Regions from separate parts of the Homo sapiens genome. Here region 2 is linked to region 1. Evidence: chromatin contacts called from ENCODE Hi-C or POLR2A ChIA-PET data. All regions are on one chromosome and are shown on one strand. Each heading gives the region's core, a stretch centred on a gene start or an enhancer-like site at or near the end of the contact. The rest is flanking DNA. Distances are from core to core; before and after follow the strand shown.

What was found. Hi-C counts contacts between places; a loop is a spot of excess contacts on that map. ChIA-PET counts read pairs that join two places held with the same protein, here RNA polymerase II (POLR2A).
Region 2: a map of Caco-2 shows a loop between it and region 1 (2.7-fold over the local background). The contact joins the promoter of SLC67A2 here to the enhancer-like site in region 1. A Hi-C loop is called at or near these places in 1 of 168 maps with a recorded cell type or tissue (Caco-2). POLR2A ChIA-PET finds 5 or more read pairs at or near these places in 1 of 52 experiments (activated naive CD4-positive, alpha-beta T cell).

Annotation. Positions count from the first base shown.
Region 1 is chr2:102,582,442-102,587,986 of GRCh38, reverse strand. No RefSeq gene overlaps it. Among named protein-coding and RNA genes, the nearest start is that of SLC9A2, 34 kb to the left of the region's middle. Within about 2 kb of position 1,731, at least 2 of the 41 ENCODE cell types and tissues checked have a DNase peak (open chromatin) inside an H3K27ac peak, as active enhancers do.
Region 2 is chr2:102,735,543-102,740,544 of GRCh38, reverse strand. It overlaps SLC67A2 (solute carrier family 67 member 2), which reads left to right and starts at 3,657. Exons shown (of 6, transcript NM_032718.5): 1 at 3,657-3,899. The coding sequence starts at 3,735. It also overlaps a transcript of TMEM182 not described here. RefSeq lists a silencer at 3,541-3,750.

The sequences.
Region 1 (5,545 bases), core at 482-2,981:
ATCACCTCCAGCACTTATCCTTTGTGTTACAAACAATCCAGCTATACTTATTTATTTATGTATTTATTTATGTATTTATTTTGAAACAGAATCTCATTCCGTCACCCGGGTTGGAGTGCAGTGGCATGATCTCGGCTCACTGTAGCCTCCACCTCCCAGGTTCAAGTGATACTGCTGCTTCAGCCTCCTGAATAGCTAGGATTACAGGCATGTGCCACTACACCCAGCTAATTTTTGCATTTCTAGTAGAGATGGGATTTCGCCACGTTGGCCAGGCTGGTCTCGAACTCCTGGACTCAAGTGAACCGCCTGCCTCGGCCTCCCAAAGTATTGGAATTACAGGCATGAGCCACTGCGCCCGGCCCTTTTTAGCTTTTTTAAATGTACAATTTAATTATTACTGATTAAAGTCACCCTGTTGTGCTATCAAATACTCGATCGTATTCTTTCCATTGTTTTTGTATCCATTAACCATCGCTACTTCCCCCTCTCCCTCACTATCCTTCCCAGACTCTGGTAACCATCATTCTACTCTCTCCCCAGGTGAGTGATTCTTCTACCCACAATGAAGGTTGAGAATCATTAAGATAAAATGTTAGTGTAACAAGTAAGTATTATTTTAAGTGTGATTACCCTTAATCCCGAGAAAATATTTCATATGTCCAAATGTCCAGAAAAAAACTTTTTAAATCTTTCTACTTGTCCAATTGCTTCAATTGAAAGCCTCGAAAAAAAAGCAATTTAAAATCATGTGGCAAATCTAAGATGGCATAATCTCATATTTCTTTCAACTTTGGTTAAAGATACATTCTAGACTGTTGAGAGAATGCTTTCTAGTGTTTAGTTTGGACTTAAAGTAACCACTCTGAGTTAGTTCAAGTTCAGCCAAAATACTAGTTTAGACCAATTTTTGTTTTAGTTTGAATTTGTATGCTAATCTGTGCATTTCCTTTTAGGAAGGCTGTCCTTAGTATGAGAGGGAAGTCCCTCTTTCCCCAAAAAACCCTTTTAAGCCACTTTCCTGCCTGAAATTCACTTTTCTCAAACTTGGCTCAGATGCTGGTGTTCTGAGACATCTAACATACCAAAATGGAACGTGCTTGTTCTGAATTTTCCTACGAACATATTTTGATAAGCGGAGGTTGGTGTTGAGGCCTGGAGGTGGGCAGGGGCAAGCAGAGGAACAACAGGCCAGATCCTTTCGATGACCTTGGCCACTTCGTTATTTCCGCAGGACCAGCTCTGATGTTTTACCACTGCATTTCCCCAAACGAAAGAGAATAGCCATTTGAAGATAATGGCTGGGCACTCCCAAAATCGTAGCTGCTGGAGCTAAAGAAATCACTCACTCAAAACCTAGCTGTTTGTCTAAAAGGAACAGAGGCAAAGTTGTTGCAATGTACCCAGATAATAGATCAAACCAGGGAAAAATGATTAGTCCATAAAAGGCTTTTGGCCCTGACTGTATTTGCTATAGAGAAAAGAAAGGAGTTCTATTTCAGCTACCCTGTACCTCCTTCCTGAGCTAATTAAGGGTCACTCCGGGATCTTCAGAGTTTTCTTTGGTGGCTTCAGAGGAGAAAGATAGGAGGTGGCTTTGAACAAACAGGAACCTCACCCAGAAAGTCAATCTCATATTTCAACCTCAGTTCTTTTGCCAGCTAAAGCACCCGCATAGAGCTGGGAGTGGTCCATTGTGCCAGGGAATTCACCCTTAGGGAAAGACAAAACCTCAACAAGCAAAGACTAACAAAAGAATCTCAGAAACAAGGAGTCACACTGGCTTTCAGGGAGAAACACGCTCTGACTCCTCATTCCTTATCATTGAAGATAATAAGACCAAACATCAGGAGCTGGATCCAAAGGTGGACGGGTACAGTGTGTACTTAGGGATAAAACTTGGCCTTCCCCAGTTGTAGCCAGGGGTCGTCTGTAGTCTCTTGAAAAGCTTCTGATGACTTCCGAAGCCTTCCCTGCCTCTCTCCTAGCTTCCCTGTCTCTCTCCAACCTCACAGTGCTCATCCATCTGGCAACTCTTTTCATGGTCTTTGGGTGTCACCTAGTGATTCTGTCCTGCCACCCCCAGGCCTGAAGGCATCTTCGAGGAGGTTTGAAAAAAAGCCAAATGGAAAGGCAAACAAGCAGAAAGCTTAGCAAAGAGATTAGTTCACATTAAATAATGTGTGTTTTGCAGGGCTGCCTTGTGCATGGGAAAGCATTGTGGAGGTTTACTTTGGTTTTTAAAAGTTAATCATAAATGTATTATTATTATTATCTAGCAAATTTTAACAATCACCTTTAAAAGGGCCTTTGGCTAATGTTCTATCTACTTTACAAACAGGAAAACTCCTCTTAACACCTCAAACCGATATTTTAAGGTTAATATACATACGTTTAGGTTAAAACCTCCATAATTAAAAAAAAAACTCTTAAAATTTTGATGAATCAAACTTATAATTATTCAGAAATTTGAATTATCTTAAGCTTTTCATTGATATTTTTAATTTTACTAAGATGTCTACTTAAAAATCATGAGTCTTTCAATTGCTTAAAAATATACTTCAAATTGGAATTATGAGGCCAATCTGTTGTTTCTATCAAGTTAAAATTTTGAGTTATACATATATATGTAAAGAATCATGCACAGATTTCTTATTTCAAAGATATTAATACCATACATTTGATTCTCTCAAATATTTTCTATATTTAGTTTTAAGTCTTTCTGCCATTGAAAGATATTTTCCCATTAAGTAAACAATTATTGCATTCTACACCACTTGATGATTATTGTCCTGTGCAGTTTTAGGGGACAGCTTCTCAACTTGGCAAGTGTCTTAATAACCAGAGATTTCAGGCAGGACATGACTGATGTTTGGTTTGAGTCAAATGGGCTATATCGCACCTATTTGTGTTGGCTAAGTCAATTACTCCAATACTCATAGGAGGTCATCAGGTAGTCCAATCTCAGAATTAATTATACAATGACTAATTACATGGGAAAGACCTCCAGAAGTTATACAATAACCCAGAGGGTTAATTAGATTTTGCATTCCTTTGGTTCTTAAGATACATTTTTTTTTTCCATTTAACTCTAAAGAACTGTGGATCTGATATAATCCTCTACTCTGTTTCAAATATGTCATCTCTCTCACTGATATTAAATTATATCTGCTTAAATGTTGACTCTCCTCTTATGGCTTTATCTGAGTACTGGATCGCAGTTTTCACAGTCCTTCTGCTAACATTACCATTACATTGAGAATATGCTGCAAGGCCACCTAGACAGCTATCTGGGCCTGATTCATCCGAACATACGTGGGCAATAAGCTAGAGAAGTCCGTTGCTATAAGCTGAGCAAGTTCTCCATGCTACTTCAACTGGTCATTTCAGCCCTCATTCTTCCCCTGATATCCTTGCCATTGTTATTTTCCACAAGCCTTGTTATTGCCAGAAATGAATGCAGGGGACCATGTTAATCCGGAGCTCAAGAAACAGAAGAGCCACTTGTGAGGCTTCCCAGGGAGGATTTGCCACATTCTGAAGGGCCTGGTATATAATGGCAAGTGTTCCTTGGGGACAAGAATTTGCTGCCTGTACAACTCTACAGAGAAGTAGAGTTTGGAAGATGCCCAACAATAAGGCAGAACTGGAAGGTAACATGAGTTCCAGGTGCTGGAACTATAAAATGAAAGTGAACACTATCAATCAACCAACCAACAAAAATCCTAGCAAAAAATAAATAAAAATAAAACACTGGACATAATAGGAAGTGTCATATTATTTAAAAAAAAAACAACACAATTCAACTGTTATGTACAGGAGGAAATGACCCATTTTGACTAGAAGAATTAGGGACCAGCTTCATGAAAGAGATAGAAAAGTTATAGTAAACTTTGAGGTATAAATTAAATTTAGGTTGCTATAGCTAAGGGAAAGGTCACAACTTGAGCTCTGTGATGACAGATATATCCCACTGTTATGCCTCCTGCTGTATAAAATGCATATATATATAAACAGCCCTTCAGTGATCTGTGGGGCAGTATCAGGCAGTTTAACATTTATGTGATTAAAGTCACAGAAGAACAAGAAGAGAAAAAAAAATGCAGAAGAATATTTGAAGGAATAGCTAAAATTTTTCTTCAATTTGGGTAAAAACATCGAGATACAAATCCAAGAATCTCAGTGAAACTCAAGCAGGATAAAACAACAAGAGAAAGATAAGTGAACACACCATAGTAAACTGCTGAAAATTAATGGTAAAGATAAATTCTTAAGAGGAGGCAGAAAAAAAGACATTAAGTAGAGAGGAAAGCGTAAAATTATGGCTGAATTCTCATCAGAAACAATGGCAATCAGAAAACAGTTGAATTATGTTTTCAAAGTGCTGAAAAAAAGATGGCCAATCAAAAATTCTATGTCCAGTGAATGTATGAATTAATAGCACAAAAGATAGGAGAAGGGGTAAAATGAATTATACTGTTAAAACATACTGGTGTGTGTGTGTATGTGTATGTGTGTTCTTGTAATATTATATCAAGTCGAATTCCAAATTATGTTGGATTAACATTCAAGTAGAATTGAAGTTAATTCAAGTAGACTAAGATAAGGATACATATCATGATTCTCAGTGTAATCCCTTAAAAATAGGGAAATCCAATACAGGAGATAATATGCAGTGCTCAAATGTGCTCAAAAGTATGCAGCCCTAAAGAAGGCAAAAAGGGAAAAACAAAACAACATATCCATGAGACCAATAAAACATACACTTAAACTCATCCATAATTACATTAACAGTATATCAACTATACCCTTCCATTAAAAGCCAGAGATAATCACACAGGGCAAAAAGGAAAGAACCAACTATATGATATTCATGATTAATTTAAATATAAAGACAGAGAAAGTTTAAAAGTACAAGGATAAGTAAAAAGATATATGATGTCATCAGTAAGCATAAGAAAATTGCTTTAGCTATATTAATGTCAGAGAAAGTAGACTTCACGACAAAGAACATTAATAGAGATAACAATGGATATTTTATAATGATAAAAGGGTCAGTTCTTCAAGAAAACATAATAATCTGAAACGTGTATGTATTTAATAACAGACCTACAAAATAAATGAATAAAATTGGCAGAAATAAATAGAAAAATCTCTAATCATAATTTAAAATGTTAACATCCTTCAGTAATTGATAGAACAAGAAGACAAAAAAGATATAAAAAATTTGAACAACAATATCCAACATGAACTAATTGATATTTATAGAAGGAAACACCCAATAAATGCAAAATATGCATTATTTTCAAGTGAACATGGACATTGCACCAAGATTGATCATCTGATAAACCATTAAAAGAGCCTCAATAAATTATAAAATATTGAAATATTTAGAGTATGTTCTATGAAGTTAACAAAATTAAATAGAAATTAATGACAAAATATCTAGAAAATCTCTAAATATTTCAAAATAAAGTAACACATTCCTTAAAAAGATATAGTTCAAAGGAAAAATAACAAAGAAAATAGACAACATTTTGAACTG
Region 2 (5,002 bases), core at 2,408-4,907, 150 kb before region 1:
CTGGGTAATTTTTAAAGAAAAGAGGTTTAATTGACTCACAGTTCAGCAAGTCTGAGGAGGCCTCAGGAAACTTACAATCATGGTGGAAGGGGAAGCAAACATGTCCTTCTTTACAGGGTGTAGCAGCAAGGAGAAGTACTGAGCAAGAGGGGGAAAAGCCCCTTATAAAACCATCAGTACTCTTGAGAACTCACTCACTATCACGAGAACAGCATGGAGGTAACCACCTCCATGATTCAATTATGTCCCACTTGGTCCCTCCCACAACACATGGGGATTAAGGGAACTGCAGTTCAAGATGAGATTTGCGTGGGAACACAAAGCCAAAACATATCAGTTCATATTCCCACCAATTCTTGCTACAGTATTTTACTCATTAACAAATCAAATGACACATAGTTACATGCAGTACACCATAAATGAGAATGGTCATCTTAATAATATCTAGTCTCCCAGTTCACAATCACGTTATATTTCATTTATTTTGAAATTTTTCCCATTTCTGAGCAATATTTTTCAGTGTACAGGTCTCTCTTGGGTCTTTGATTTTATCTCATCCCATTCACCCCAAGTAAGAACTAAGTTAGCCTATTACAATTTCATGAATGCCAGCAGAAGACATAGGACGACTGGATCAGAGACAAAGGATTTTATCACTCATGACACAGCGAGCAGCATAAACATCAGCATATTTGCATGAGTTTTCCATGCCTCTACATCTCATGGAGGTTGTATTAGTCCATTCTTGCATTGCTATAAGGAAATACCTGAGACTGGGTAATTTATAAAGAAAAGAGGTTTAATTGGCTCACAGTTCCACAGACTGTACAGGAAGCATGGAGGCATCTGCTTGGCTTCTGGACAGGCCTCAGAAAACTTACAATCATGGTGGAAGCAAAGGAGGAGCTAGGCATCTCACGTGGCAGGAGCAGGAGCAAGAGAGAATGAAGGGGAGGTGCTGCACACTTTTAAACAACCAGATCTCACAAGAACTCCCTTACTAACTCACTATCATGAGAACAGCACCAAGAGGATGGGGCTAAACCATTCGTGAGAAACCACTCCCATGATCCAATAACCTCCCACCAGGCCCCACCTCCAACACTGGGGACTACAATTCGACATGAGGTTTCTTGGGGACACAGATCCAAACCATGTCAGCAGTGGACCCATATGAACGCTATACATCAAAATTGAGGAACACTGAGCTTGGGGTATTCATCATTGGTAGGCTTTCTGTTTATTTCATTCCCAGGGATGCTATAATCAATTAGCCATAGTCAAAGATCCCTGCAGGTCAAGGCATTCTGGTGACTGGTACACTCCTGCTGACCTTAAAAGTAAATGTGTCCACCTTGTCTTCTGAGTTTAAGTGCTATGACCTGGCCTCTGATAATCTGGAAATCTTTTCCTCATATAATCAGAGAGCTTATCTTAAAGGTGGTATCCTCTATGGCTATACCTGGCCTACAAAAGAGAGCAATCGCAAATCTTTTCAAAACTGCAAGTGCATCTCTCACTAATACATTCCTCAGTGCCTTAGTGCAGGAAGTGTCGTCTTGGCCTCTTCGTGGAATATATTTGAGTATTAGGCTTGCAAGTCATACATAATAAATCCACTCTGACATTGTCATTTTTCCAAAACTTTTGGAGTCCTTTATCCACATTTTGCCAGGAAAACTCTGGCATCTGAACATCATTAAATATAGGCCATCTTTGAGTCTAAATTTCAACCAACTGACTAAACTACTAGAGCTGCCTCCAGCTGCACAAGCTAACATATTACATCGGTATATGTTGTAAATGCATCTATACTAGTGAATTCTGCCTAATTTAGTGTTATATTATTCCCTTTTTTTGTCTGACACCCTTAGAAATCTCTCCCCCAGGTTTCTAAAGTTTACATTGATTATATATTAGCAGAGACTTCCAAATCTTTTATTATTATTATTTTTACACAGAGTCTCCCTCTGTTGCCAGGCTGGAGTGCAGTGGGGCGATCTCAGCTCACTGCAACCTCTGCCTCCCGGGTTCAAGCTCTCCTGCCTCAGCCTCCCAAGTAGCTGGGACTACAGGCGCGCACCACCACGCCCAGCTAAATTTTTTGTATTTTTAGTAGAGACAGGGTTTCACCATGTTGGCCAGGATAGTCTCGATCTCTTGACCTTGTGATCTGCCCACCCTGGCTTCCCAAAGTCCTGGGATTACAGGTGTGAGCCACCGCGCCTGGCCGTGACTTCCAATTCTTTTGGCGTGTATGAGATGTCCTCCTAGGTTATAATGTGTACCTGTCACCAGAGCATGCTAAAATTTCACCCTAGCTATGTATTTAGTAGCCACAGTGAGTGGTTTTAATGGGTTAACATGAGCAGCCCTTTCAAGGCGCCTTTCCCAGATGAGTTACTCACAAAATTTCAAGCACAAAAAGACTAGTTTCCTCAGCTATAGGAGAGCAAACTAGTTCTCCTGCAAAGGAGTCTCAGAATAACTTGGGGGTTCACGATTGACAGTTTCACCTGGATTCAATTATATGTCTTAATTCTAAGTATCAGTATTCCACTTCTCCCTATTCAGTGCCACCTCCCATGAGAAACTTTGCAACACTGAATTTAACAGATCTCAGAATTAGCAACCTACACAAGTAAATTGAGATTTTGAGCAAAATCTCAGTAAAATGTCAGAGTCTTCTTGATCCCACAGTGAAAGAGGAATAAATAACAAGTTCTAAAGAAAAGAGGGGCTAGTCACTATTGTTAACATTTATTACTTACCATGTGTCATGGGCTTTGCTAAGTAATTTAAAGGCATCTTTTGGTGTCATGCACTCACTTAATTCCTTTCACTGCACTCAGAATAAACCCCAAATCTCTGTTATGGCCTTCTGGGTCCTAAATGGTCTGCACTCCTGCTGACCTCTCAGTTTGATGAGGAAGTTTCAGCCACACATATCTTCTTTCCACTCTTCTCAGCTTACATGTCACCTCCTCCAAACTGCTTTTCTAAAGTAGCTCACTCCCCACCTCATTACTTTCCACATCAAGACCGTGCTTCTTTATATTATCACCATATTATTTTACTTATTTTATGCTTTTTCATTGCATGTTTAGTATTTTTATTTATGTTTATTTACTGCGTGCTTATTATTTTTACTCCATGAGACTGTAATCTCAACTCAGGCATAGACCATCTATGGTTTGTTCACATTGCACTGCACCAGAAAGGATCTTAAGAAGCATGTGTAGAATTCTCACACCTCTAGAAGTTGGACTACATTATTTCCTACTGCTTTTTAAATAGGCAAACGAAAGCTTGGAGAGCCACGTTAACGTATCCTAGGTCTGTCACAACCAACTGGTGGCCAGGGTCTGTGGATCTTCAAGCTGGAGTTGGTCACCTCCTAGCACAACTCCATAGGAGGAAGTGAAGCTCAATACAATTCCCTCCTGTCCTCCAACGATAGGGGCAGCAGGGTCTGTACCCAGAGGAAACAAAGAGCATCATCATTATCATCACAAACTGGTGTGTGCTTACCGTATTGATGATGTGCCCAGTCCCCACCTTGCCTGAGACCAGAACTCCCAGCCAGCACCGGCCACGCACCCGCGGAGCTGCCAGGTAGCACCCGCCCCCTCTCTCTGCGCAGGCGCGCGCCTCCTGCTTCCGCTCGGGGCGGGGCTGGGCTCCCGGGGTAGGTCCGCGGCTGCTGCTGCGTCCGACCCCCGGCCGGCGCGGGTATGGAGCTTGGGGGTCACTGGGACATGAACTCGGCCCCGAGGCTGGTCTCGGAGACCGCAGAGCGGAAACAGGAGCAGAAGACAGGAACCGAGGCGGAGGCTGCCGACTCCGGTGCCGTCGGAGCCCGCCGCTTCCTGCTCTGTCTCTACTTGGTGGGCTTCTTGGTGAGTGCGAGCGTGGGGGCTGGGAGCAAGTGCTGACTGTGTTCGGGCCTGGGGACCCAGGCGGTTCTTGGAGCTTCCGGGGAGCTCCCAGGGAGTGGGAACCCGCAGTCCGCCTGGTGAGTGCCTCACTACCTATCAAGCTCTCCTCTTGCCCTATCACCCACTTCAGTCTGCATCTGGCCACACTGCTTTATTGCCCCTCGCGCTTTCTCTTGCACCCCGTTCGCGGAACGTCTTCCCTTCCCTGCCTTTTGAGAAGCCCTGGTACCAACCTCAGGTGTGACCAGGTGTTAAATGCTGTGGCAGGTGCAGCTTTTGCAGGGCGGAGAACAGGGGTGTGGGCAAGCTTGGAAAAGCCCAGCTGCTGTGCGGCTGCTGGTGAGGTAGGGACACGCAAGCCTTTTTACCAGAACAGGCAGGGGAGGCCGCTCTTGACCCCGCTTGGACAGATTTAGGCACATTTTCACTAGGATTCTTGGTTGACTTAAATATTAAAAAATGCAGATCAGAGTGAATTTTACCCATCTGCCTTTCGACAAACTGCGCATTGCACAGCGTAGGTTTGGTTTCATCATGATGTGTGTGCCTGTGGTTTGCTTTTTTACCAGACCAGGCTGGAGAAGCCGCTGTTGATGACCCCACTTGTACAGAATTGGGTGCATTTTCACTAGAGCTCTCGGTTGACTTGAATGTTTAAAAATGCAGATCAGAGTGAATTGTACCCATCTACCTTTGGACAAAGGGTGTGCATTGCACAATGGCGGTTTGGTTTCATCGTGTGTGTGTGTGTGTGTGTGTGCGCGCGCGCGTGTCCTGGTTTGCTCCCTGAGTGCTAATTTCCCACGTAGAATGGAAAGTTTAGTAAGCTGATTCATGGCATTTCTGAACACCTGCCATGTGGCAGGTGCTGCGGAGCTTCACTATTGTAATCCACAGTTCTGCCACAGAAGAATTCAGTCTTACAAGTAAGCTGATGTTGGTAGTTTCTGGGCCATTATCTGCAAGAACCCTAGATCCACCTCTGCACTCCTCCCTTTCCAAGGCTAGGCCTGATTCAGCCCTGAGTGTGAGCTAATCCAGTATCTTGAGGGTAAGGAAGCTGC